Regions from separate parts of the Homo sapiens genome. Here region 1 is linked to region 2. Evidence: read pairs that join two places in POLR2A ChIA-PET (ENCODE). Cell type or tissue: PC-9. All regions are shown on one strand. Each heading gives the region's core, and the rest is flanking DNA. Links, peaks and the distances in the headings are about the cores only.

What was found. ChIA-PET counts read pairs that join two places held together with the same protein. Peaks named below come from ENCODE experiments on the same cell type or tissue, not always from the same donor. Only the 100,000 strongest peaks of a DNase experiment are listed, where the experiment ranks them.
Region 1: POLR2A ChIA-PET joins it to region 2 with 6 read pairs; 2 of 35 experiments call an interaction of 5 or more read pairs at or near these places.

Annotation. Positions count from the first base shown.
Region 1 is chr7:74,722,077-74,732,020 of GRCh38, reverse strand. It overlaps GTF2I (general transcription factor IIi), which reads right to left. Exons shown (of 35, transcript NM_032999.4): 13 at 3,125-3,235; 14 at 1,727-1,792. GTF2I-AS1 (GTF2I antisense RNA 1) reads left to right here and starts at 3,103. Exons shown (of 4, transcript NR_110044.1): 1 at 3,103-3,316; 2 at 4,499-4,619. In PC-9, for the core only: no CTCF peak of the experiment used is centred there; no DNase peak of the experiment used is centred there; H3K27ac peaks cover 574 bases.
Region 2 is chr7:73,814,322-73,831,339 of GRCh38, reverse strand. It overlaps CLDN4 (claudin 4), which reads right to left and starts at 344. Exons shown (of 1, transcript NM_001305.5): 1 at 1-344. The coding sequence starts at 138. RefSeq lists enhancers at 1-658, 2,847-3,141, 2,690-3,337, 7,889-9,088, 10,883-11,461 and 1 more. In PC-9, for the core only: no CTCF peak of the experiment used is centred there; a DNase peak (open chromatin) is centred at 8,689; H3K27ac peaks cover 3,403 bases.

The DNA.
Region 1 (9,944 bases), core at 4,345-9,344, 900 kb before region 2:
AGGATAGATCTTCAGTTCTCATGACCACAAAAGAGGATACTAAGACTCAGACAGGAGAAGAGACGTGGCAAGGCACTGTGTCCCCAGAGCCTATGATCTTACCACTAGGTTACAGTGCTTCCAGGTAGCACATGCTATGAAGTTTTTGCTTCATAATGAACCAATAGAAAACATGAGGCCGGGCGCAGCGGCTCACGCCTGTAATCCCAGCACTCTGGGAGGCCGAGGTGGGTGGATCACCTGAGGTTAGGAGTTCAAGACCAGCCTGGCCAACATGGTGAAACCTTGTCTCTACTAAAAATACAAAAATTAGCTGGGCATGGTGGCGGGCACCTGTAATCTTAACTACTCAGGAGGCTCAGACAGGAGAATTGCTTGAACCTGGGAGGCAGAGGTTACAGTGAGCCAAGATCGTGCCACTCCAGACTAGGCAACAAGAGCAAAACTCTATCTCAAAAAAAAAAAAAACAACAACAAAACAAAAAACAAAAAACCACGGGCAAAAAAGGTGTAAGCTATTAAAAACTGGGAGAAACACTAAGAGAACCTTAAGTAAACCACTAAAAATATGGAAAAGTTACTGAATTCATTAGCAAATTTACTCTAATTGTAGATTTTCATTGAGGGGTAGGTTATATTACTCATGATGAAGAAAAAATGCTCATTTTAAGTTTGTTAACACAAATACCATCAATATGGTTTATTGCATTTAAATTTTCACTTATAGCAATTCAGTTAAAACTGCATATCATACAATTTTACCGCTTGCTAGTTAATGGCAAAGTAAATAGTCATCCAAATAAAAATGATAACAGATGATAATAAATATGATAAAAATAAAATGATTTTTATTTTAAATCATTTTAAATATTTTATAAAAAATAAAAATGATAATAACAAATTGCGAATTTCTTTGATCATTATATAAAGGTGGCTATAGGACAGAATAGTAAAAGGACAAAGAAGGAATTGAAATCTAGCATCAACTCAGTTATACATCAAGATAAAAGCAGTGGCCGGGAAGGGTGGCTCACGCCTGTAATGCTAGCACTTTGGGAGGCCAAGGCGGGAGGATCACTTGAGGTCAGGAGTTTGAGACAAGCCTGGCCAACATGGTGAAACCCTGTCTCTACTAAAAATACAAAAATTAGCAGGGCATGGTGGCGGGCACCTGTAGTCCCAGCTGCTTGGGAGACTGAGCCAGGAGAATTGCTTGAACCCGGGAGGCGGAGGTTGCAATGAGCCGAGATTGTACTACTGCAATGCAGAGACTCCGTCTCAAAAAAAAAAAAAAAAAAAAAAAAAAAGATAAAAGTAGAGACAATAGGGGGATCTCAGCAAATACTGGATTTAACAAAGTAGATTAACAGAAACTGTCAGTTAAAAAAATAATTTTTAATGAAACCCCCAAGATCCAGAGCTTTGTAATAAATATGTAAATAAATTCCCAAATATCCATGCTGGAAGTTTAAAAGAAATGTTAGCTGATAACTACAGAAATACAACTTTTCCTTAGCTTTACTGTAATCTAGAAACAAAGACTGTTTCTAATATTTAGACAGACACTACTAAGGACCTTACAATGAGAGACGTGTAAGAAAGTGTGGCACGGTTCACTGGCAGCCCTGGGCTGGGCTTGTCCACATCACCCCCATGATGAACAGTAACGCCATTGTGTAAATGCTCATGAACAAAGTATTACAGGAATTTTCCTATTTAGACATACCATATTTCCTTTCAAACAATTCTTCAACTTGTTTACGTAGATCAGTGATGCGAGCATTCCATTTCTCTGAAAATTGAGCAAAAGTTAATTCTCATTAAGAAGTCCCTACCATCGGGGCAGCACTAGGGTCTTGGGATGACTGAACATACAATGACATATTTTCTACATTTTTACATCCCAACTGTCCATATCATTTTACTGCTTTCCAAGAACTTTCCCCTTTTTGGTGGTTCTTAGAATTAGTAGGTTGGTGCAAAAGTAACTGTGGCTTTTGCCATTACTTTTAATAGTCTCATGGGAGACTACACGAGAAGTTTTAACATTTAGCACCTCTTTTTAGCCTTTTAATTTCTGAAAAGCAGGAGGGCAGAAAAGATCAAGCAAATGAAACACGACAAAAGGGAGACCACGATAAAGGTCTCCAGGGGTCTTTTAGCAAACTTCCTAAAACATGTCTCAGTTGTGTGGAAATAAGACTTTACGGATATATAGTTGCAACTTAAAATGCTAAAGAACAGGCCAAGTGCAGTGGCTCATGCCTGTAATCCCAGCACTTTGGGAGGCTGAGGCATGCGGATCACCTGAGGTCAGGAGTTCGATTCCAGCCTGGCCAACATGGTGAAATCCCATCTCTACTAAAAATACAACAATTAGCTGGGCATGGTGGTGGGCGCCTGTAATCCCAGCTACTCAGGAGGCTGAGGCAGAAGAATCACTTGAACCCGGGAGGCGGAGGTTGCTGTGAGCTGAGATCGTGCCTCTGCACTCCAACCTGGGTGACAGAGCAAGACTCTGTCTCAAAAAAATAATAATAAAAATTAAAAATAAAGAACAAAAACATATTTAAAAAGTACAAAAATTCAATTCATATCCAATCATTGTGACTACGACACAGTAGAATATTAAAGTACTATTTTCAAGATGTATACAAGCTTAATATTCCATTTATTCAAAATATGAATCATCAACATAATTTGCCGCTAATATCTCATTCAGTCCCTTGCTAGGATACATCATCCATTGAGAGCTCACAGATTAGCAGCTGCAGTAACACAGAGCAAAAAAAAAAAAAAAGAAAACCAAGAGGTGAAATAGTTCTGAAATAAAGATTTTAAAGCTAAGAGAAATAACTAAATTACTAAGTCTTTAGCACTAATCTTGAGCTGACTAATTAACATCAGACAAGACAATGTCCTATGCTTTGGTAAATCCAAACTATGTTTAAACAATGTCTGTAATGTAATTTTCAAAATGCTCCTGGCTTTCCAAAGATGAGATTATGATGCAGTAATAGACGCTAAAGCATTTTCCCCCTGCAGAGCATGTTGCAACATTTATCAGTCACACTGAGAATCCAGAAGATGAAGGAAAAGGTCACGTCGTTCGCTGAGAACTTACCGAAGTTGAACTCCCTCACTTTCCGCTTCCCAGCATTGGCGGGTTCCGGGACTGGTGGCTGCGGTAGCTCATTGGCCTTTGGTCTCTTAGACGGTGGAGAATAATCATCATCTTGAAAAAGAAAATGGTCATTACTGGAAGAACCATCTTACAGTTACAGTCACCTCCTGGTCAATTCCCAACATTCAAAAGGTGAGCAGGGCTTTAAAGCTATTTTGAGTATCAATAGTTATTTCTGTATTGTGAGCTTTAGCAGGCTTTTTCCTTGTTACATTTGAAATTTTCTTTGTTTGGGATGTGTTCAAGTGAATACTGCTTTTTCCTCTGTCTTTCTTCATTATTTTTTAGTTTGCTTCATTTGAATTGTCATTATAAATTTCCCCTTCTCAAATAACTTTCAAATTGCCAAGAACTATATTGTTTTAAGACTTTCAAGAAAAAACTTTTAATAAAGACAGCCACCTAAAGTTATAAAAGGGGATAGAGTACAGCTTAGATGGAAAAGATATTTAAGCTTATACAAAATTTAAGCATGCATAAGCAAGGGAAATTGGGTAAATAGTTTTTTTTTGTTTTTGTTTTTGTTTTTGTTTTTGAGACAGAGAATTGTTCTGTTGCCCAGGCTGGAGTTCAGTGATGCAATCTTGGCTCACTGCAACCTCCACCTCCTGGGCTCAAGCGATTCTCATGCCTCAGCCTCCGAAGTAGCTGGGATTACAGGCACCCGCCACCGCGCCCGGCTAATTTTTGTATTTTTTTGATAGAGATGGGGTTTCGCCATGTTGGCCAGGCTGGTCTCAAACTCCTGGCCTCAAGTGATCCACCCACCTCGGCCACCCAGAGTGCTGGGATTACAGGTGTGAGCCACCGCGCCTGGCCTGTTCAAATACTTTTAACAAGTGCAAAATGTATGGGCTTAAAGAAATAGGGCTGCATTATGATGAAACAGATACTGTTGATTCAGTCAGCACAGAGGCTGTGTATAAAGGAGCAGTCAGCTATTCAAGCACAGCGCACAGCACACACGCTGTTGTGAGAGTTCCGTGCTCATTTCCTTGTGGATACACCAGGAACTCACTCTGCTGTGACCCTTCAGTACACCTCATGTTAGGATTAGAGACATCTGGGTCATATCAGCTGCCACTGTCATCTTCTAGTCCCTCAAAGTGTCAGGTAACATGCTATTAATATTGCTGCTCAAACATCATCTATAAAATACTGAAAACATCATTTTAAGAAATTCTTATTTAAAAACAAATGTGGTATGGTGAAGAAAATAATTATTGTGTTAAAGACAGTATCATAGAAAAAAGATCACTCAAGTACAAGACACTATCTTTTTAGATGGGTATAATTGTTATTCTTATTTTACAGCTAAAGAAACAGGCTCAGAGGATGTTATTTGATTGGACTATGTTGTATCTCTGGAGAGCACAGCTGAGATCAGACTGTGTGTGTGTAACTCCACTAGACTACGAGGGTGCTTCTCATAAAGGTAAGAAATGCAAATTTGGCCTAATATACGATGTTGCCCGGGGCAGCACTGGGTCACTTCTATAGACACTTCTGTGTTAATCAAGGGAAATCTTAAGGGAAGGTGAAAATGCTTCTAGAAGGCGACTGGACACCAGCACCCTTGCTTGCTGCCTTTGGGCTCTTCCTCTAAGGCCAACAGTGACCTGAAATTATTGACTGGCTGGCCGTGCTAATCAACTGGAGAAAATGGTTCCGAGGTCACCAACATCAGACAAATTCATTTTAGGACCTATGTATGTGCTTAGAAAGACAGAAGTGCTTTTGTAAAGGATACTATTTCAGAAAAACATAATCATAGTAACAACTAATGACGCTATAAAATGCTGATGTGTTGAATGCTACTTTAGAAAAACATGTTCAAATCTAGGAAAAAATTTGATAGAAAACTATCTATCTATCGGCAGGGTCTCATTCTTTCTATCTATCTATCTATCTATCTATCTATCTATCTATCTATCTATTGGCAGGGTCTCATTCTATCTATCTATCTATCTATCTATCTATCTATCTATCTATCTATCTATCTGTCGGGAGGGTCTCATTCTATCGCCCAGGCTGGAGGGCAGTGGCATGATTATAGCTCACTGCAACCTCGAGCTCCTGGCCTCAAATGATTCTCCTGCTTCAGCCTCCCAAATAGCTGGGACCAACACACCTGGCTATTTTTCTTTTAATTTTTTGTAGGGACAGGGTCTCATTATGTTGCCCAGGCTGGTCTGAAACTCCTGGCCTCAAGTGATCCTTCTGCCTCAGCCTCCCAAAGTGCGGAGATTATAGGCATGAGCCACGGGACCAGGACAGAAAACAATTTTAAAATGACAACCTCCCTGTGAAATAAAACTTGACTGGCACCTGGGTTTGTATGACTGTAAGGATTAAAAATGGTCAAGACACCCTATAAATAGATTAAGGTTCCAACCTAAGTAGAAACAATCTGGAAAACAGAAGTGTGTAAGTTTGGACCTCAATTCTGAAAATATACTTTTTAAAAAACCCGATTTTCCAACTCCCAAACAGATTTTAGAAACCTTAAGAGTATTTTTATGCTGGCTTCCAAAGGTTAAAACAAAATACACTCATTTCACCTATGAATACTGTCAAAGCATTATAAATGCTTAATATTACTATATATTTTTTTACAAACATTAAGCAGTAACTTCTAAAATAAAAGTATTTCCCCTATAGGTTAAGGTCTCCTAAGTATCCTTATAGATCATCATTTAAGCTGACTATTCATTGAGTGACATAAACTGAAAGCTGCTAGAGTAGAATGACATGAGAAAGGAAACACAGCTGTAGATGGAATGGAAGGGACACCTGTGGAGCTCCATCCCATGGATCTCAGTCCAAATCCAAACTTCACAGCTGAGGCCCAGGGGAAGGGAAGACAGGTTTTCCTTACTGAAAAGACTTCACTTTTTCAGTCACACAAACATTTTAGACCACAATAGATTTAATAGCATAAATATATTTTATGAAGGTAACCCAATCGATCATAAACCAAAAAAAAAAAAAGAAAGAGAAAAAGGCAAATCTACTAGAGTGCTTTTTTAATACAACAAAGACTGTAAAATATTGAAAATATCAGGGATATCACATTTTCCTCTTCACTGACAAATAATAAAGTTCAATCTGTTAAATGTGAACATATATAGAGATGAATGTAGTTACTTTATTTTTTAAGACAGGGTCTCCCTCCTTCACCCAGGCTGGAGCACCACTCACTGCAGCCTCGACTTCCCAGGCTCAGGTGATCCTCCCACCTCAGCCTCCCAAATAGCTGGGACTACAGGCCTGCACCACCACGCCCAGCTAATTTTTTTTTTTTTAACTTTTGTAGAGATAGGGGTCCCCCTATGTTGCCCAGGTTGGTCTTGAACTCCTGGCCTCAAGTGATCCTCCTGCCTTGGCCTCCTAAAGTGCTGGGATTATAGGTGTGAGCCACCGCACCCAGCTGGATGTAGTTATTGATAAAATATCACACCATATATTCTATTTTAAAAACCCTGTTTCATAAACTTATTAATTAATCTTTGGGTGTTTTAAGTCATATGGAACATGGCATTCAGGCATCAGAACAGCTATAAACTTCACCACATCCTCAATTTTTTCTGCAATTAACTCTTTGTTGCAATTAATTGGTTTTGAGAAAGTAAGAAAAAAAATGGGTTTCTCGACCTAAAATCCTTTCCACAAAGGATCAAAATTACTTTTTACTCTGAAGCATAAAACATCAACTAAAGCTCTAGGGCCTGCCCTCACATACTGGGCATTGCTCTTCCAATTATCTGCCGTTTCCAAAGTATAAACAACCATTTTTGTTTAACAAGACACACGTTTCAGCATGCTTCAAATTCAAGCCCAAACTCTGTTTCCATAATCAAAATGTAAAGCTTTTAAAATACATTTTAAGATATTTTATTTTATTTTTTGAGATGGAGTCTTGCTCTGTCACCCAGGCTGGGAGTGCAGTGGGCAGTGGCACGATCTTGGCTCACTGCAATCTCCACTTCCTGGGTTCAAGCAATTCTCCTGCCTCAGCCTCCAGAGTAGCTGGGATTACAGGCGCCCACCACCACGCCCAGCTAATTTTTATATTTTTAGTAGAGATGGAATTTCACCATGTTGGTCAGGCTGGTCTCAAACTCCTGACCTCAGGTGATCCACCCACCTCGGTCTTCCAAAGTGCTGGGATTACACCACCACACCTGGCCCATTTTAAGATATTTTAATATGCAAAAGGTGCTATTCATGAATTTACAATAGTTATGCTACCCACACTAACAAAAGCACTCCGCCAATACCTTCAAGTTGGCAACACCGTCCCTAACTCAAAATTTGTGTTTAGAAAACACCAACTTCCTTTTTGCAACATATTAACGAATACACCTAAAGATAATACAGGCTTCAGAGCTAAAGCTGTTTATCACTGCATTCTGGCCGGTGAATCAATAAATAGACTATGTTACAATATGTTCTGATACTCTTAGCTTCAACATAATCAGACTGGGAATGTGTTATCATACAATCTGACATCTATTCAAAGTTAAAAAAACAATCAACACCAGGTAATATATCTATTTCAAAACTGGAGCCATTAATTACCCTATACATTTCAAATAAATGGATTCATTCTTTCACCCATGGATACCACTTATAGCTCCTCTAAAACTCTTTACATAAACAATTGGGTATTTATTAAATGACTATTTGGCAGCAATAAAAAAAATTTAAAACAAAGTGTTCAAGTGCTAACCTAAGCAATTATGTCCATTTTAAAAGTGCTGCAGAGACATTTAAGAAAATACAAGAATTAAACAATAAACAGCAAAGCCTGGTGGCTTTGTCTTCAAAATCTCCCCAGAATCAACAACTTCTTATCTCCCCTGCCACCAACCTGCTCTAAAGCACTCTTCTCTGTGCCCTAGGTAGTTCCAAGAGGCTCCCAAGCTAGTTTTCTGTCAAAAAACTATTGACTGCTCTAGGTCTTCTCTTTTTTTTTTTTTCCCCCTTTTCTCAACATAGTCACCACGTTTCCTAGAAGTGAAGGACAAAAAGTGTCACTCTTATTTGCAAAACACTCCCGAGGATTTGCCACTGAATTATTCACTACTAAATTCTTAGCACCGTGGCCAGGCGCGGTGGTTCATGCCTGTAATCCTAGCACTTTGGGAGGCCGAGGCGGGTGGATCACCTGAGGTAAGGAGTTCAAGACCAGCCTGGCCAACATGGTGAAACCCCTGTCTGTACTAAAAGTAAAATATTGGCTGGACATGGTGGCGTGTGCCTGTAGTTCCAGCTACTCCAGAGGCTGAGGCAGGAGAATCACTTGAACCCAGGAGGCGGAGGCTGCGGAGAACCGAGATCAGGTCACTGTACTCCAGCCTGGGCAACAGAGCAAGACTCCGTCTTAAAAAAAAAAAAAAAAAAAAGAGGCCGGGAGCGGTGGCTTATGCCTGTAATCCCAGCTCTTTGGGAGGGTGAGGTGGGCGGATCACGAGGTCAGGAGTTCAAGATCACCCTGGCCAAAATGGTGAAACCCCGTCTCTACTAAAAATACAAAAAAAATTAGCCAGGCATGGTGGCGGGCGCCTATAATCCCAGCTACTCGGAGGAAGGCTGAGGCAGAGAACTGCTTAAACCTGGGAGGCAGGGGATGCAGTGAGCCGAGATTGCGCCACTGCACTCCAGCCTGGGCGACAGAGCGAAACTCCGTCTCAAAAAAAAAAAAAAAAAACTCTTAGCACCTGGTACATACAATGTGCTCAGTATTTGTGGAGGGATTAAATGAACATATGAATAGTTTAGTCCCTAATTATATGCTGCAGTCAAGTATCTGGCACTATCTTAAACATAAATTCCACAAGAAAGGGATGGTAGGTAGTCCAACTGCCCATCATAAACCCTACTAAAATACTGAAACTCTAAAAACGTATTATTCAAATCTTAGTACATAATTCCTCTGAGACTCCTTTTTTTACATATATAATTGTGTATTCATTAAGTGTCTGATTGGCAGCTATAAAAATAAAAAACACAGAAGTTTTCCAACGCTAACCTCCTCAATTACAGAGATCCTAAAAAACCTACAGTACCAGCTGCAGTAAGTGTGCCACGTGTGGTCATGTGAGTCAATTATATTTGAAATTATTTACATATACCTTTCAAAATATGAGAAATAAAAAAGCCAGAGTTTGACTTAGGAAGACGTAAAATTCATCACAAAATGAATTTACTTAAAATCAATTTAAGGGAAAAAAATCAGGTTAAGTAATGAACAGAGAGTTAGGCCACAGCAGAAGGAACACAGGTAACAGGTAAGTGACTCAGGTTTGGGAAGCTAGGCCCTAAGAGAGAACTGCGCAAGAAAGAAACCTCCTTTACACGGTTCTTAGCACTCCCATGACAGCTAGACCTGAAACAAGTCTGATAAGGTTTTCTCTGCACACATTAGAGATAACATACCTGACGGCAATTCACCTTAACCCAGAAATGTAGTCACGGTGTTTACGAAAACTGAGGCATGCGGTCCTATTAGTCCAAGGCCGATTTCCCAAACCTAAGTCACGTATGTTTTAAATGTTTACCACCGACTCCAAGTACAAATAAAACGCCACAAATGGAAGTGCACAGCTCAGAGCGCACCGGCAGTGGGTAAGTAATGACCCTGTATCCACAAACACGTCCGCGTCGGTGTCAAATTAGCCACTTCAGAACTCCACATAATTGCAAATGAAGATATCGAGGTGAAAACACTGTGAAAAATCGGACAGACTTATTTGAT
Region 2 (17,018 bases), core at 6,795-11,794:
GATGGTCTGCGAGGTGACAATGTTGCTGCCGATGAAGGCCGTCACGCGCCACATGGGCAGCGCGCAGCACAGCATGACGGCCAGCCAGCCCAGGACGGCCAGCGCGATGCCCATTACCTGTAGCCCCATGGAGGCCATTGTTCAGCGTCCACGGGAGTTGAGGACCTGGAAGGCTGAGGGGATCCGGCTGTGGGGGCCGTAGGATTCCAAGCGCTGGGGACGGACTTAACGTTCGCAGAGTGCACCTTTGCACCGTGAGTCAGGAGATAAAGCCAGTCCTGATGCGCAAGCCAGCAAGTGTGAGCAGACCAGTTCCTTCCAGCCGACAGCTGCCAGGGCACTCTCTCTCGGGGACAGGTTGAGCAGTTATATGGCTCTGGCAGAGGGGCGGGGGCAGAGGGAGGGGTTTTTGTCACTGGGGCCTCCTCCTGACCAGTTTCTCTGGATTCCTGAGCCCAGGCCAACAAAGGCACTTTTGAGGCCCCAGCCCCGGGTCCCTGAGTCACTATCCAGTCTCAGAAGAAACTACTCTCTCCCCTTCCTCAAAGCCCATGCTGAGGTCACCCGGGAGACAGACACTGAATCACAGCCCAGGGACAGCTGGATGTTCACAGGTTAAGGCCAGGGGGCAACCAGACCCAGCCAGGTTTGGGAGCCTGAAGACCAGGGTCCCCACAGGCCAGTGCCCCCTCATTCCAGGCTTAGGTGGGAGGACAGGGTGGGGACCCTGAGGGAGAGAATTTGAGAATGAAGTCTTGGAAACGTCCACGAGAAACCCCACCTTGATTATTGTCATTTCTTGTCCTTACCAGTTTCATCACTGGCAGTTTCACGACTGTTGTGAGTATGATCACTCATGCATCTGGCCTCACCAGCAGTCTTTGCGGCATTGGCCGGATAAAGTTACGTGTAGGGGAGTGAGGAGCCGGGAGGCCAGGACTCCGGGGTACATCACCCACTCTCACCCATCCTTATCACCCAGCTTCTCTGCTTGGCTAGAAGAGGGGCCTTGGACATGATGCACCTTCAGCCAAAAAGAGACAGAAGCCTGTCCCCTCTCCACCTCCATGGAAGTTTAGGCTGGTGGGCTCTGTTCCTGCCGGGATCCAGCCTGCTTGCCCAGAACTGGGTGGGGCCAGTCACCAACGACAAACATGAACTAGATCCTGGAGACATCATCACCCCAGTAAATGGGTGTTTACCCTGTGGAGACATACAAAGCCTTCCAATAAAGCCAGAGTGGGTGCAAAGTCCCATGAGATTTCAAAGGGAAGGGGAACTCTTCCAGGGTGGAGGTGGTGGTGCTGAGGGAGCTTGACTGCAAAGGGGTGCTGTGTGGCACAACTCCAGGGGGCGCCGGATTCTTGGAGTATGCTACAGAAGGCATCGTGAACAGGTCCCCCAGAAAAGTTTTGCAAGGCAGTGGGACAGGCTGAAGGAGGACGTTCTGGTAGACGGTGGGCCAGGCTGGACAAATGCAGCTCATTCTGGGATGACAGCCCTCAGGAGAGATGTGCAAGGCAGCGAGGCTAGTGAAGGAGGACATTCAGGCAGAGAGAACAAGGGCAGAGGTGGCAAGGTGGGGAAAGGCAGCTCGTTCTGGGAACAGCCAGGAATCCAGTTTGACCAGAGACTGGGCTGGGGAGGGAGGGACCAAAGTAAAAGGGTCAGAAATTTCTGCCTGGAATGTCACCAAGCCCTGGAAGATAGAGGGAGGGTGGAGGGTCTAGGATCAGGAAGAGCTTGGTTCAGGGCAGATGACTGAGGGGACCTCTGGGAAGGGGTCATCGTGGGGGTGATTGAGAGTGTCTAGGGCTCATCCCAGCCGCACCGAGGGAGCTCCTCCTCACCCGCCGTGTGGTCATTTTGCATCTCTCTTCCCAACCATGCTGGGAGCTCTGCAGGGGCCAGGGCTCCAGTGTGTCCCTGAGCCGCCGCCATTGTCCAGCACTGGTGGCTGTGTGTCCAGTTCTGACCCAGAAGGATGCATAGTCCTTGAGCTTCCTGAGGGAAAGTCTTCAAGAGTGCCATGGTTTGGGTTAAAGCAATCAGTGAGTACCCATGGGAGGTATTTGAGATGGATCTGTTGACCGGCTAATGAAGCACAGGGCAGGCTGGGACAATCTAGCATGGTCCACCTGTGTTACAGACGGGAAGTTGAGGCCTGGTATTGTGGTTAACTCTATACACATCCGTCTTCCCTGCTAGCCTGGGGCTCCTAGAAGACAGGAACAATGCCTTCTGCAACCTCAGTGCCCAGCATCTGGCTTGATACATCACAGATGCTCAAGAAATGTGAGGAGTGGTTGCTGCGGCTCATGCCTATAATCCCAGCACTTTGGGAGGCCAGGATGGGAGGATCGCTTAAGGCCAGGAGTTTGAGGCTGCAGTGAACTATAATCGCACCATTTCACTCCAGCCACGGGCAACAGAGCAAGACTCTGTCTCAAAAGAAAAGAAAAAGAAATGTTTGGGCCGGGTGCAGTGGCTCACACCTGTAATCCCAGTACTTTCGGAGGCCAAGATGGGCAGATCACGAGGTCAGGAGTTAGGCCAACATGGTGAAACCCCATCTCTACTAAAAAATACAAAAATTAGCTGGGTGTGATGGCGCACGCCTGTAATCACAGCTACTCAGGAGACTGAGGCAGGAGAATCGCTTTAACCTGGGAGATGGAGGTTGCGGTGAGCCAAGATCGCGCCATTGCACTCCAGCCTGGGTGATAGAGCGAGACTCCATCTAAAAAAAAAGAAAAAAAAAGACATGTTTGATGATGGAAAGAACGAAGCATTCTCCAGTTTCAAATCACACTCCTATACCTTGACCCCCATCATAGGCACACACACCAAAGCAAACAGAGATGGTTTCTGCCCAGACCACGCCTCCCTGGGGCTTTCTTTACAAGGCTCCCTCTACACACAGAGCCTATGGGCTGAATAACACCAGAGATAAGTAACATCATGATTGGCGATAAGTGCTTTCCTGGAGATGACCTCATCACAGCCTCCTGCCAGTCAGCAGGGCAGGGACTTTTATTGCCTTGGCTCAAAGGAGTACACTGAAGCCCAGAGAAGGCCAGGGCCTTGCCCAGGACGGGTGGGCACTCCAGCATGGGTGCCTCCTTCCCCAGGTGCCTCTTACCTGTGGTCCCAGCCAGGTAGCCTTTAACAAGCTTTCTGAGTAGACACGTGACTTGGCCAGATGGCCAGAACCTGCCCCCCCCAACCCCCCGCCCGCCTCCTGCCCCCCCGGCCCCCGGCCCCCGCCCTGCCACTTCCTGCCCTTGCTTTCCTGGGACACAGCCAAGTGCCACTTGGAGAAGCAGGCATGGGGGAGGGGAGCATGCAAGCCCTACAACAGTCCACCTGTGGCCCTAAGAAGCTGTCCTTCCCTCCCAGGCATAGCCACGCGTATCGGGAGCTGAGAGCAGGGAGGGGTTGGGGGTTGAGGAGAGGGCAGGTACAGAGGCTCCAGGCATAGAGCAGACACAGGGCAGGGGAAGAAGCACAGAGCTCACGCAGGGCTAGGGGACCCAGGTGTGAAGGAGAGGCCAGAAGGATGTCCTTGGGGATCAGCCAGTAGCTCAGCACAAGTGGAGCTGGAGAGAGATTTGTTGATGCTTTGTTGATGCCAAGAGACCGTTGGCTCAGTCCCACCCACCTGCTGCGGGAAAAACACCAGCAAAGGCAAGGTGCTTCTCTCCTCTCCGCTCCAGCTCCCATAGCCCTAAGGCAGAGGAAAACAAGGAAATTTACCTCTAGGCCTGCATCTGGCCCTCTTCCCAAAGCCCGAAGATCTTTTACAGGAACACCTTATAAGACATCTGCCATTCATCACCTTGGTTTTGGGGTCAGAGAGTACAGGGTTGGCACTCATTTATTTTCTTTTTCTTCTTTATAACATGCACTGTGTGATTTTGTGCTGACAGAATTGGATCACGTGCTTTTTTTTGTTTTTTGTTGTTGTTTTTTGTTGTTTTTGTTGTTTGTTTTTTGTTTTGAGACAACACGATCTCTGCTCACTGCAGTCTCCACTTCCCGGGTTCAAGCAATTCTCATGGCTTAACCTCCCGAGTAGCTGGGAGTACAGGCGCACACCACTACGCCCAGCTAATTTTTGTAGTTTTAGTAGAGACAGGGTTTCAGCATGTTGGCCAGGCTGGTCTCAAACTTCCAGCCTCAGATGATCTGCCCGCCTCGGCCTCCCAAAGTGCTGGGATTGCAGGCGTGAGCCACTGCGCCTGGCCACACCTGCTGGTTTCTATCAAGGATAAAAACCACCAGATCAGCTCACCCATCTCTGCCCACCCCATAAACCATCTTTCCAGCCCAGGAACCATCTCTGAGCCACAGCTTCCTCCTTTGTAAAAATGAGGATGTTGCACCCCCTCCAGGATCAAAAACAAAAACAGACGTGAAATGAGATGGGGATGTGAAAATGCTTCATGAGCCAAAAAGCTCAGGACAAAAGCTGGGAAGCTGTGTATCCATAAGCCATCCTACCAGCCCTGTGACCTTGGAGAAGCCAATTCCATCTCTGAGCCCCAACTTCCTCCTTTGTACAATGAGAACACTGGGGCCCACTCCCCAGTCTGAGATACACATGAAATGAGAGAAGGAAGTAAAAATGCTTTGTGAGCCAAAAAGTTTAATAACAAGAGGAGGGAGCAAAGTTCCGTACGCAAAGCAGCTGCTGCGCAGTTCGGATCCTGATCATAACAGGTGGGAGCTAGGACTTTTCAGACCCCTGTCCCCAGAGTTCCAGGGGCTTGGCCAAGTCCCCAGTTGTTTTGTTTTGTTTTGTTTTGTTCTCTTTTTTTGAGACGGAATGTCGCTGTCACCCAGGCTATAGTGCAGTGGTGCAATCTCGGTTCACTGCAACCTCTGCCTCCCAGGTTCAAGCGATTCTCCTGCCTCAGCCTCCCGAGTAGCTGGAACTACAGGTGCTCGCCACTACGCCCAGCTAATTTTTGTAGTTTTAGTAGAGACAGGGTTTCAGCATGTTGGCCAGGCTGGTCCCGAACTTCTAGCCTCAAGTGATCTGCCCTCCTCAGCCTCCCAAAATGCTGGGATTGCAGGCGTGAGCTACCCCGCCTGGCCCCAAGTCCCCAGTTGTAACACACACACATGCAGCTTGCCCTGAGTTCAGCTCCCTGGGAGTCCCTAGCAAAGGGGCAAAAACAAAGTCTCCCTTCTAACCCCAAGCTCCCGCTGGCATCTGAGCCCCAGGGCCAGTGATGGACCACTGTCCTGCAGCCAAAAAGATCTCTGTGAGCTGAGCAGTCTAGCTCCCAGAGCCCGTACTCCACGTCTTCTGGGAACAGGAAGACTAAAGCCAGGGAAGCCAGTGTATATTAAATTGATTCCTAGGGCGGACACAGTGGCTCACACCTGTAATCCCAGCACTTTAGGAAGCTGAGGTGGAAGGATCACTTGGGCCAAGAGTTCTAGACCAGCCTGGCCAACATGGTGAAACCCCGTCTATACTAAAAATTAGCTGGGCATGGTGGCGTGTGCCTGTGGTCGGGAGCTGCTCGGGAGACTGAGGTGGGAGAATCGCTTGAACCCAGGAGGCAGAGGTTGCAGTGAGCTGAGATCACACCACTGCACTCCAGCCTGAGCGACAGACCAAGATCCTGTCTCTTAAAAAATAAAAAACAGTAGGCCGGGCACGGTGGCTCACGCCTGTAATCCCAGCACTTTGGGAGGCGGAGGTGGGCGGATCACGAGGTCAGGAGATTGAGACCATCCTGGCTAACATGGTGAAACCCCATCTCTACTCAAAATACAAAAAATTAGTCGGGCATGGTGGTGGGCACCTGTAGTCCCAGCTACTTGGGAGGCTGAGGCAGGAGAACAGCGTGAACCTGGGAGGCGGAGCTTGCAGTGAGCCGAGATCACGCCACTGCACTCCAGCCTGGGAGGCAGAGTGAGACTCCAACTCAAAAAATAAAAAATAGTAAAGGATGGAATTTTTTTCTTTCTTTAGGCAACAAGATCCTATTTCTTTCTGAAGTCCTTGAGCTCAGATTGGAGTCCTGGCACCAGGCTGAACAGGAGAGTCCCTGGCCCTCAGCCTGACCGCCCACACCAGCGGACCATCCACCCCCTCGGCCTGGTGCTGGGTGATGGCAGGCCTGGCTGACCAGTCTGGCGAGACTGGCTGAGCGGGTGCTGCCCCCAGGTTGGGCACCACGTGGGCCGTGGGTGGGGGCGGTGGCCACCTCTGGGGTTTCTTCTAAGGAAGAGAAGAAAGACCATACTGATGCCTCCTGGCTGGAGTCCCAGGGTCTGGCACTTCTGGTGGCAAGGATGGGGAGAGGGGCTGAGCAAAGGGAGGGGACTCGGTGAGAGAGCTTAGTTAGAGAGACTCAGAAGAGATGACTGTGTGAAGGGGAGGAGGCTTACACAGGGGACAGGACTTAGAGGACCGTTGTTAAATTACTTTACCCCAAATCGGTGCATCGATTTCAGTTTATGTCTGTCAGTTTCAAAACACCTGGCCAGGCATGGTGGCTCATGCCTGTAATCCCAGCACTTTGGGAGGCTGAGGCAGGAGGATTACTTGAGGCCAGGAATTCAAGACCTACCTGGGCAACATAGTGAGACCCTTTTTCAAAAACAAATTTTTTTTTTTAATTAGCCAGGCATGGTCGCATACACCTGTAAATCCCAGCTATTCGGGAGGCTGAGGCAGGAAGATCACTTAAACCCAGGAGTTGGAGGCTACAGCGAGCCATGATCATGCCACTGCACTCCAACCTGGGTGACAGAGCAAGACCTCATCTCTAATAAATAAATAATTAGCAAGCCCGTATTTACCGTGACCTTCAGCATTCCCACCATCCTACCCAGCTGTCCAGCCCTTCACAGGCCATTCCCCCACTTCACAGGGAGGTCCATAAACCCTCCTTCCCACCCACCTCCCCGACTCCCTCCGGCTCCCGCCTCCTCACTTCAGGGCAGTCCTGTCTCTACTGGATTTTACTCCAATTTCCCAGAGGCGAGGGAGGAAGAGGACCTAAGGGCGGTGGAATTCCTGAAGACCCTCTAATCTGATGGAGGAGTCAATCCTCTCCAGCCCCACCCCTCCCTCTCCCCATTCAGGGCAGCCTCCTCCTGCCAGGCACCTCTGCCCTGGCCTCTCAGGGAGCAAGCCAGCCAGTAAACCATGTTTTGAGCACCTGCTTCGGGGCCAGGCACTAACCTAAATGCCTTCGGATAACATTGAATAACAGGAAGTCATTTTATCTCACTGCAAAACAGTGCAGGGGCATCATTGTTGTTCTCTTGTTTTTGTTTTTAAGACATGAAGTCTCGCTCTGTCACCCAGGCTACAGTGCAGTGGCACAGTCGTAGCTCACTGAAGCCTCAAACTCCTGGGCTCAAGAAAACCTCCACCTTCAGCCTCTGGTGTAGCTGGGACTACAGGTGTGCACCACCACACCCAGCTAACTTCTTATTTTTTTGTAGAGACAGGTTCTCCCGATGATGCCCAGGCTGGTCTCGAACTCCTGGCCTCAAGAAGTGATCCTCCTGCCTCAGCCTTCCAAAGTGCTGGGATTGCAGGTGTGACCATGCCTAGCCCATTCCCATCTTAGAGATGAGAAAACTAAGGCTCTGGGAACTGATGTGACATTCCAGGGCCACCAGAATAATGGCAAGACTGGTATCCACACCCTGCCTAATGTCTGATTCTGGGGCTCATCCTCTACCCCTACTCTCCTATTTATTACTCTTCGTCTTTTTTTATTCCTTCATTCTTTCTGGAAGGACATGCTGAGCGCACTGGGCCAGGCCCAGGGCTGGCATGGAGCTCATCAGGGTGTAATCAGGCCAGCCTGAATTTAAATAAACAGCTCCCACGCAGGGAAAACAAGCTCTGTGTGAGCACTGGAGAGTGAAAAATCAACTCTACCTGGGGCACACCAGGCAGGATTCCTGGAGGAGGTGGCAGGTGGAGAGGAGACCTGAAGGGTGAGTAAAAGCTTAGAGACCTATGAAGAGGAGAGAGCTCTCGCAAAAGGAGAGTAGCAGGGACAAAAACGGGTGTGTGTGTGGGGAGGAAGTATCTGTGGAAAACTCAACTTGAGGAGTCGGAAGCCAGACAGGTGAGGGAATAGGGCTGGAAAGTAAGTTGGGAGCATCGGTGTGGGCCTCAAGGGCGCAACCCAGGAGCTTGGGTTAATTGGAGGGAGAGTCAGGAGGGTGGCCTTGCTGTGGGCTGGGTGATGGAGGACAGAGGAGGTAGGGCTTCACTGGGAGGGTGTCCCTGTCTCAGGACCAACCAGGACTCCCAGAGAAGCCCCCCTGGTCCCAGGCCAGGACAGGTCTTGTCACCAGTAGGCAGAGCAAGGAGCTGGGATCGTCCTATCCTGCTTCCTCTTGGAATATCGGAGGATGCCAGAACACAGAACCCAGAAGCCGGGCACACCCCTGAGGATGACGGTTTACAGAGAAGCTGTCTGCTTCTGTGACACACCAAGAGGCTGAGAGAAACCCGCACGCTGACCAGGAGACTCCTAGGTCGGCAGCCCATGAGTCAGCAGTGACAGAGCCAGGGACAAAACCAAGGAATCCGGGATCATCAGCACCATCTCACCCCATTTCGGGGTGACTCAGAGATCGTATTATCCCTCCCGGCACAGAGGCCCCAGGCCTGGCCTCTCTCCTGCCCTGTGTCCCCGCCCCATCTCTCCCACGTCTCCCAGCATGGATGGGTGGACACCAGCCACGCCCTCTCCTGTCACACACAGATACTAATCTCTTGCCTTCTCAGAGCCCAAGAAGTCCAGCTGCCAGATCTTTGCCCTATTGCCAGGTGTACCTACTGACCCAGCCCTGCCGGAGCCCTCATTCCCTGCCAGCTCCCATGTCTGGATCATCTCAGGCCCCTGGAAGGGCACACCCCTCTCTGACCTGTCCCCTCCCCTGGGGAGCAGGAGGCAGGGTGGGGCCAGGAGCAGCCACACTGGTGATTAGGTTTGAGCTTTGTAATTTTTCAATTTTTTTTTTTTTTTTTTGAGGCAGAGTCTTACTCTGTCACCCAGCCTGGAGTGCAATGGCGCGATCTCCACTCACTGCAAGCTCCACCTCCCAGGTTCAAGCGATCCTCCTGCCTCAGCCTCCAGAGTAGCTGGGACTACAGACGCCCGCCACCATGCCCGGCTAATTTTTGTATTTTTAGTAGAGACAGGGTTTCGCCATGTTGGCCAGGCTGGTCTCAAAATCCTGACCTCAAGTGATCCACCCGCCTTAGCCTCCCAAAGTGCTGGGATTACAGGCGTAAGCCACCACGCTCAACTCAATGCTCTTTTTATATCAGGGCGTAAGCATTGTGGCTTGAGCTTTTGAAGTGTGCTTCAGCGCTCACCCACAGCACTCATCTCCCACCTCTTTTCCTCCCTCCCTCCCTCCCTTTATGCTTTCTTGCTTCTCTCCAACTGAGCAGGGGGAGTGTGGATGCCCAGGGGCCTGCCAGCTGCCACCCAGTTGGTGTCACTACCCCCCCAGCATCAGTCTCCATCCCCATGTCCCCATACAGGCTGGCTCTCCTCACCCACATCCGTGCAACAAGCATCCATGTTTATTTTCTTTCAGTCAATTTCATTCCCATTCTTTGCCATCTCAGCAGGCTGGCAGAGAACTCACAGTCAGTCCTTCCTGTAGCTCCCACTCTGACCTGGATATATGCGGTCCCAGGACATCAGGAAGGGAAGGCCCTCACTTGTCCCATCAGCCATTGCCAAGCTTTGGCTGCCATAAAAACCTCCAGGCTTCAGTTTGTGTGATGTCTTCAGGGCCTGGGGCTCACTGGCCTTGCAGTCACACTGAGGAATCAGAAATCACTGGTGGGACCAGACGAGGTGGCTCACGCCTGTAATCCCAGCACTTTGGGAGGTCCAGGTGAGAGAATCACTTAAGGTCAGGAGTTCCAGACCACCCTGGGCAACATAGCAAGACCCTGTCTCTACAAAAAAAAAAAAACAATTTTTTTAAAGATTTTAGGCCGGACGTGGTGCCACACAACTGTAATCCCAGCACTTTGGGAGGCCCAGGTTGGTGGGTCACTTGAGGTCAGGAGTTCGAGACCAACCTGGCCAACGTGGCGAAACCCCGTTGCTACTAAAAGTACAAAAATTAGCTGGGCGTGGTGGCATATGCCTGTAGTCCCAGCTACTTGGGAGGCTGAGGTGGGAGAATTGCTTGAATCCAGGAGGCGGAGGTTGCAGTGAGCCAAGATCACGCCACTGCACTCCAGCCTGGGCAACAGAGGGAGACTCCGTCACAAAAACAAACCAACCAACCAACAAAAAATTAAAATAGTTGTTATTGGGGTCTTTGTGAATAAAACAAAAATAAAATGGAGGCCGGGTGTGATGGCTCATGCATGTAATCCCAGCGCTTTAGGAGGCCGAGGTGGGCAGATCACAAGGTCAGAAGTTAGAGACCAGCCTGGCCAACATGGTGAAACCCTGTCTCTACCAAAAATACAAAAAATTAGCGGGGCATAGTGGAAGGCACCTGTAATCCCAGCTACTCAGGAGGCTGAGGCAGGAGAATCACTTAAACCCGGAGGCAGAGGTTGCACTGAGCTGAGACTGCACCACTGTGCTCCAGCCTGGGCAACAGAGCGAGATTCTGTCTCAAAAAAATAAAATAAAATGGAAAAAAAAAGAAGAAACAAAAAAATCTGTAATCCCAGCACTTTGGGAGGCCAAGGCGGGTGGATCACCTGAAGTCAGGAGTTCAAGACCAGCCTGGCCAAATGGTGAAACCCCATCTCTACTAAAAATACAAAAATTAGCTGGGCATGGTGGCGCACGCCTGTAATCCCAGCTACTCGGGAGGCTGAAGCAGGAGAATTGCTTAAACCCAGGAGGCGGGGGTTGCAGTGAGCCGAGATCGGGCCACTGCATTCCAGCCTGGGCGACGAGCAAAACTCTGCCTGAAAAAAAAAAAAGTGTTTTTTTTAGTTTAAAAGAAGTTTTTAAACTCCAAAAAATGTATGCAGATACTTCTGCCCTCATGGCGGGGAGAATAACATGAGTATGGGCTGTACAGGGTGACTTCGTTCCAAGGGGTGCAGCACAGGAAGGGTAACATTACAGCGGAGAAAGCTGGCAATCACTGCCCCAGCCAGGAGATCAAAGTCAACATCAGTAGTTATTTGTCATGCTAATAATCTATACTCGTGATAGAATGTAAAGCAAATGGCACTTTACCTGTGATCTTTCTCCTAAAAACCCATAATCCTAATCTAATCATGAGAAAAACATCAGACAAATCCCAAGACAGGAGCATCTGCGATATAGCTGACCAGCACTCCTAAAACCTGAAGATCGTCATAACAAGGAAAGGCTGAGACACTGTGGCAGCCAAGAGGAGCCGTCGTTACGTGATGACTAAATGTCACCTGGTGTCCTGGGTGGGCTCCTGAAGCAGAAACAGAACACTGGGGAAGAGCCATAGAAATCAATATATGTAAACGAATGCAAATATGTGTAAATAAATGTAAATAGTATGTAAGTAAGTGTAAATTGTATGTAAATAAATGTGATATGGGATCCCAGATGAGATCCTGGAACAGAAAAAGACCATTAGATAAAAAACTGTGTGGCTGGGCAAGGTGGCTTACGCCTGTAATCCCAGCACTTTGGGAGGCTGAGGAGGGAGGATCACTTGAGGTCAGGAGCTCGAGACCAGCCTGGGCAACATGGTGAAACCCCGTCTCTACTAAAAGTACAAACATTAGCCAGATGTGGTGGCGGGTGCCTGCAGTCCCAGCTACTCGAGAGGCTGAGGCAGGAGGATTGCTTGAACCCGGGAGGCGGAGGTTGCAGTGAACTAAGATCACACCACTGCACTCTAGTCTGGGTGACCGAGCCAGACTCTGTCAAAAATAAATAAATAAATAAACAAAAAAACCTGTGGCAATCCATATAAAGCATACACTTCAGTTAATAACATTGTATCAATATTGATATCAACATTGGTTCATTAACTGAAACAAATAGGCAGTATTAATGTAAGATTTTAATAGTAGGAGAAAGTGTGGGGATACACAGAACTCTGTATGATCCTCTCAATTTTTCTATAAATCTGAAACTGTTCTTAAAAATAAAGCCTGTAGGCCAGGCCCAGTGGCTCACGCCTCTAATCCCAGCACTTTGGGAGGCTGAGGCAGGCAGACCACCTGAGGTCAGGAGTTCGAGACCAGCCTGGCCAGCATGGTGAAACCCCGTCTCTACTTAAAATACAAAAAAAATTAGCCAGGCGTGGTGGCAGGCATCTGTAATCCCAGCTACTCAGGAGGCTGGGGCAGAAGAATTGCTTGAAACTGGGAGGCGGAGGTTGCAGTGAGCCGAGATTGTACCACTGCACTCCAGCCTGGGCAACAGAGCGAGACCTGATCTCAAAATAATAAATAAATAAAAATTTAAAAAATAAATTAAAAAATAAGAGCTGGAAGAAAGAAAGAAGAGGCCGGGAACAGTGGCTTGAGCCTGTAATCCCAGCACTTTGGGAGGCTGAGGTGAGAGGATCTCCTGAGGTCAAGAGTTTCAGACCAGCCTGGCCAACATGGTGAAACCTCGTCTCTACTAAAAATACAAAAATTAGCCAGGCGTGGTGGCACTCAACATAGTTCCAGCTACTCAGGAGGCTGAGGCACAAGAATCACTTGAACCTGGGGGGTGAAGGTTGCAGTGAGCCAAGATCGTGCCACTGCACTCCAGCCTGGGCAACACAGCAGACTCCATCTCAAAAAAAAAAAGGAAGAAAGGAAGGAGGGAGGAAGGGATGAAGGAAGGAAAAAGGGAGGGAGGCAGGGAGGAGGGAGAAAGCAAGGGAGGGAGAGAGAAAGGAAAGAAGGAAGGGAAGGAGGGAGGGAGGAAATCAAAGGAAGAAAGGAGGGAAGCTGAGCCCCAGCCTCACCTCCTCTAGGGAGACTTCCTGGCTTCTGCTTGGGCAGTAAAGGGGCATTGAAGGAGCCAGCGGGCAGGACTCAGTACTCAACGTTGCTCAAGTTCCAGAACCTCTGGTGGAGAATGTCCTGTTCATAGGAGATGCATGCTGAAGTTCTGGACAGTCAATTGTCATGATGTATTCATCTAGCTTTCAAATGGTTCAGGAAAAAGCGAAGTGCGTGTATGTAGGGAGAGAAGAGATAGACTGCAACCATAGTAATGTTAGCGTTTGGTGAACTGGAGCAAAGGGCATCTGAAAGTTCACTGGACTATTCCTGCAACTTTTCCGTAGATTTTTTTTTTTTTTGAGATGGAGTCTTGCTCTGTTGCCCAGGCTGGAGTGCAGTGGTGTGATCTCGGCTCACTACAACCTCTGCCTCCCAGGTTCAAGTGATTCTCCTGCCTCAGCCTCCCGAGTAGCTAGGATTACAGGCGCCCACCACCACGCCTGGCTAATTTTTGTATTTTTAGTAGAGACGGGGTTTCACCATGTTGGCCAGGCTGGTCTTGAACAACTGGTCTCAAGTGATCCGCCCACCTCGGCCTCCCAAAGTGCTGGGATTACAGGCTCAAGCCACCGCACTCAGGCTTCTGTAGCTTTTTAAGTTTTTCTTTTTTCCTCTTTTTTTTTTTTTTTTTTTGATACAGGGTCTCACTCTGTTGCCCAGGCTGGAGTGCAGTGGCGCCATCTTGCCTCACTGCAACCTCAACCTCCCCAGGCTCAGGTGGCCCTCCCACCTCAGCCTCCTAACTGAGACTACAGGCACATGCCACCACACCCAGCTAATTTCTGTATTATTTGTAGAGATGGGGTTTTGCCATGTTGGCCAGGCTGGTCTTGAACTCTTGGGCTCAAGCAATCCACCCACCTTGGCCTCCCAATGTGCTAGGATTACAAGTGTGAGCCACTGCGCCCAGCCAGCCTGGTTTTAAGTTTGCAAAATAAAAACTGGAGAGAAAAATTAAGAAGGGGAGAGTCAGGTGAGTGAGTAGGAGGAACTCACCTCCTAGGTGGAAAAACATGTGGCAAAGGCCCGGAGGCATGGGAGAGCTGGGGTAGGACCTGGGGCCTGGGAGGTGTGGCTGAAAGAAGGTGAGAGAGGGCAACTGGAGGTGGAGGGGCCGGTGCTATGGTTTATGGTTTCCATATTTGTCCACTTGAAATCTCATGTTGAAATTTTTTTTCCCGAGATGGAGTTTTGCTCTTGTTGCCCAGGCTGGAGTGCAATGGCGTGATCTCGACTCACTGCAACATCCGTCTCCCGGGTTCAAGTGATTCCCCTGCCCCAGCCTCCTGAGTAGCTGGGATTACAGGCATGCGCCACCACACCCAGCTAATTTTTGTATTTTTAGTAGACACAGGGTTTCACCATGTTAGTCAGGCAGGTCTCAAACTCCTGACCTCAGGTGATCCGCCCACCTCGGCCTCCCAAAGTGCTGGGATTACAGATTTGAGTCACCTCACCCAGCCCAGTGTTGAAAATTGATCCCCAGTGTTGGAGTTGGATCTGGTGGGAGGTGTCTGGGTTCTGGGAACAGATCCCTCATGAACGGCTTGGTACCATTCTTGCAGAAGGGAGCGAGTTCTCACTCTTAGTTCCTGCAAGAACTGGTTGTTGAAGAGAGCCTGCCACCTCCTTGCCCCACTCCCCACCAACTCTCTCTACCTTCTTCTGTCATCATGTGATCTGCAAACACCTTTGGAAACTTCCTGAGGTTCTCACCATAAACGGGTGCTGGCTGGGCGAGGTGGCTCACGCCTGTGAATCCAAAGCTTTGGGAGGCCAAGGCTGGGGAGGATTACTTGAGCCCAGAAGTTCAAGACCAGCCGGAGCAACGTAGTGAGATTCCATCTCAAAAAAAAAGGACATTTTTTAATTAGCCAGGTGTACCAGTGCACACCTATAGTCCCAGTTACTTGGGAGGCTGAGGTGGGAGGATCACTTGAGCCAAGGAGTTGGAGGCAGCAGTGAGCTAGGATCTCACCACTGCACTCCCACCAGGCAGCAGAGTGAAACCTTGTCTCTCATAAAGAGGCAGATTTCGAGACCAGCCTGGCCAACATAGAGAAACCCCGTCTCTACTAAAAATACAAAAATTAGCTGGGCGTGGTGGTGAACACCTGTAGTCCCATCTACTCAGGAAGCTGAGGCAGGAGAATTGCTTGAACCCAAGAGGTGGAGGTTGCAGTGAGCCCAGATTGCACCACTGCACTCCAGCTCTGGAGGAACAGAATGAGACTCTGTCTAAAAAAAAAAAAAAAAAAAAAAAGCAGCAGATGCTGGCACCATGCGTCCTGTACAGCCTGCAGAACCATGAGCCAAATACACCTCTTTCCTTATAAATTTATCCAGCCTTGGGGGGAAGGGGGAGGGATAGCATTGGGACAAATACCTGATGTAAATGATGAGTTAATGGGTGCAGCACTCTAACATGGCACGTCTACATATCTAACAAAGCTGCAGGTTGTGCACATGTACCCTAGAACGTAAAGTATAAAAAAAAAAAAAACCTTATCCAGCCTCAAGTATTCCTTTATAGCAGCACAAAAGGGTCGAAGTCATCCAGAGAAGCCAGAATCTTCAGGGTGAGATGCTGAGAAGAGCTTCAGTGCAGGTGTGCCAGCCCAGGGACAGTGCGGGGACGGCAAGGGGACAGAGGCAGCAGACGATCAGCTCAAGGCAGGATGGACCTGCTTCCTTGCCTGGCTTCCTCATCCAGCCCATCCTTGCCCAGGCCCCAGAGCTACCCAAGGGCTGGGTCATACCAGCGAACACACACACAAGGCTCTCCCTGTCCCCATGTCCCCAGCTCCGTGACCACCAAAGCCACAATTCCCTGCTCTCTCTCCAGCATCTGACCCAGCACCCTGTACGTCTGGCTTCACCGCTTTTGGGGATGTGGCATTCCCTGTCCCATCTAACATCACCATGGATGAGTCTGGTCCAAAATGACCTTCCCAATTATTTCCCTTCTCTGTGTTCTGGATGGACTGGGGAGAGATCAGACCTTTTTATCTTGGAGGACAAGGCCAGTAACAATTATTTATTTATTTATTTATTTTTATTTTTGAGACGGAGTTTCGCTCTTGATACCTGGGCTGGAGTGCAATGGCGTGATCTCGGCTCACTGCAACCTCCGCCACCCGGGTTCAAGCAATTCTCCTTCCTCAGCCTCCCGAGTAGCTGGGACTACAGGAGCACACCACCACGCCCAGCCAATTTTGTATTTTTAGTAGAGACGGGGTTTCTCCGTGTTGGTTAGGCTGGTCTCAAACTCCTGACCTCAGGTGATCCGCCCACCTCGGCCTCCCAAAGTGCTGGGATTACAGATGTAAGCTGCTACACCCAGCTCTTTTCTATTTTTTATTTTTTAGAGACAGGGTCTTACTCTGACACCCAGGCTGGAGTACAGTGGTGCGATCATAGTTCACTGCAGCCCTAATCTCCTGGGGCTCAAGTGACCATCCAGCCTTAGCTTCCTGAGTAGCTGGAACCACAGGTGCATGCCAACATGCCCAGTTAAATTTTTTTTTTTTTTTTTGGTAGAGGCAGGGTCTTGCTATGTTTCCCAGGCTGGTCTTGAACTCCTGGCATCAAGTGATCCTTCCACCTTGGCCTCCCAAACTGCTGGGATTATAGACATAAGGCACTACACCCAGCTCTTGTTTGTAGTTTCTCTTTGTAGTGATGAAAATGTTCTAAAATTGACCGTGATGATGGTTGCACACCTCTGTGAGTATCCTAAAAGCCATTGAAATGTGCATTTTGAAAGGGGGAATTGTATGATATGTGACTTCTATGTCAATAAAGCTGCTTCAAAAACAATAATTAGCACTTCTCGAATGCCTGTCCAATGCCAGGCTGGCCCCCCACAGACACTATTAACCCGCAGGACACAGAAGCTTGGTGGATTAAAGTGACTCACCCAGAGTCACACAGCTAGTGGAGTTAGAATTTGAACCCAGAACCACTGGTAAACAGTTATAGCTCAATAAAGCTGCCTCAGCTATTCTGGAGGCTGAGGAGGGAGGATCACTCCGGCCCAGAA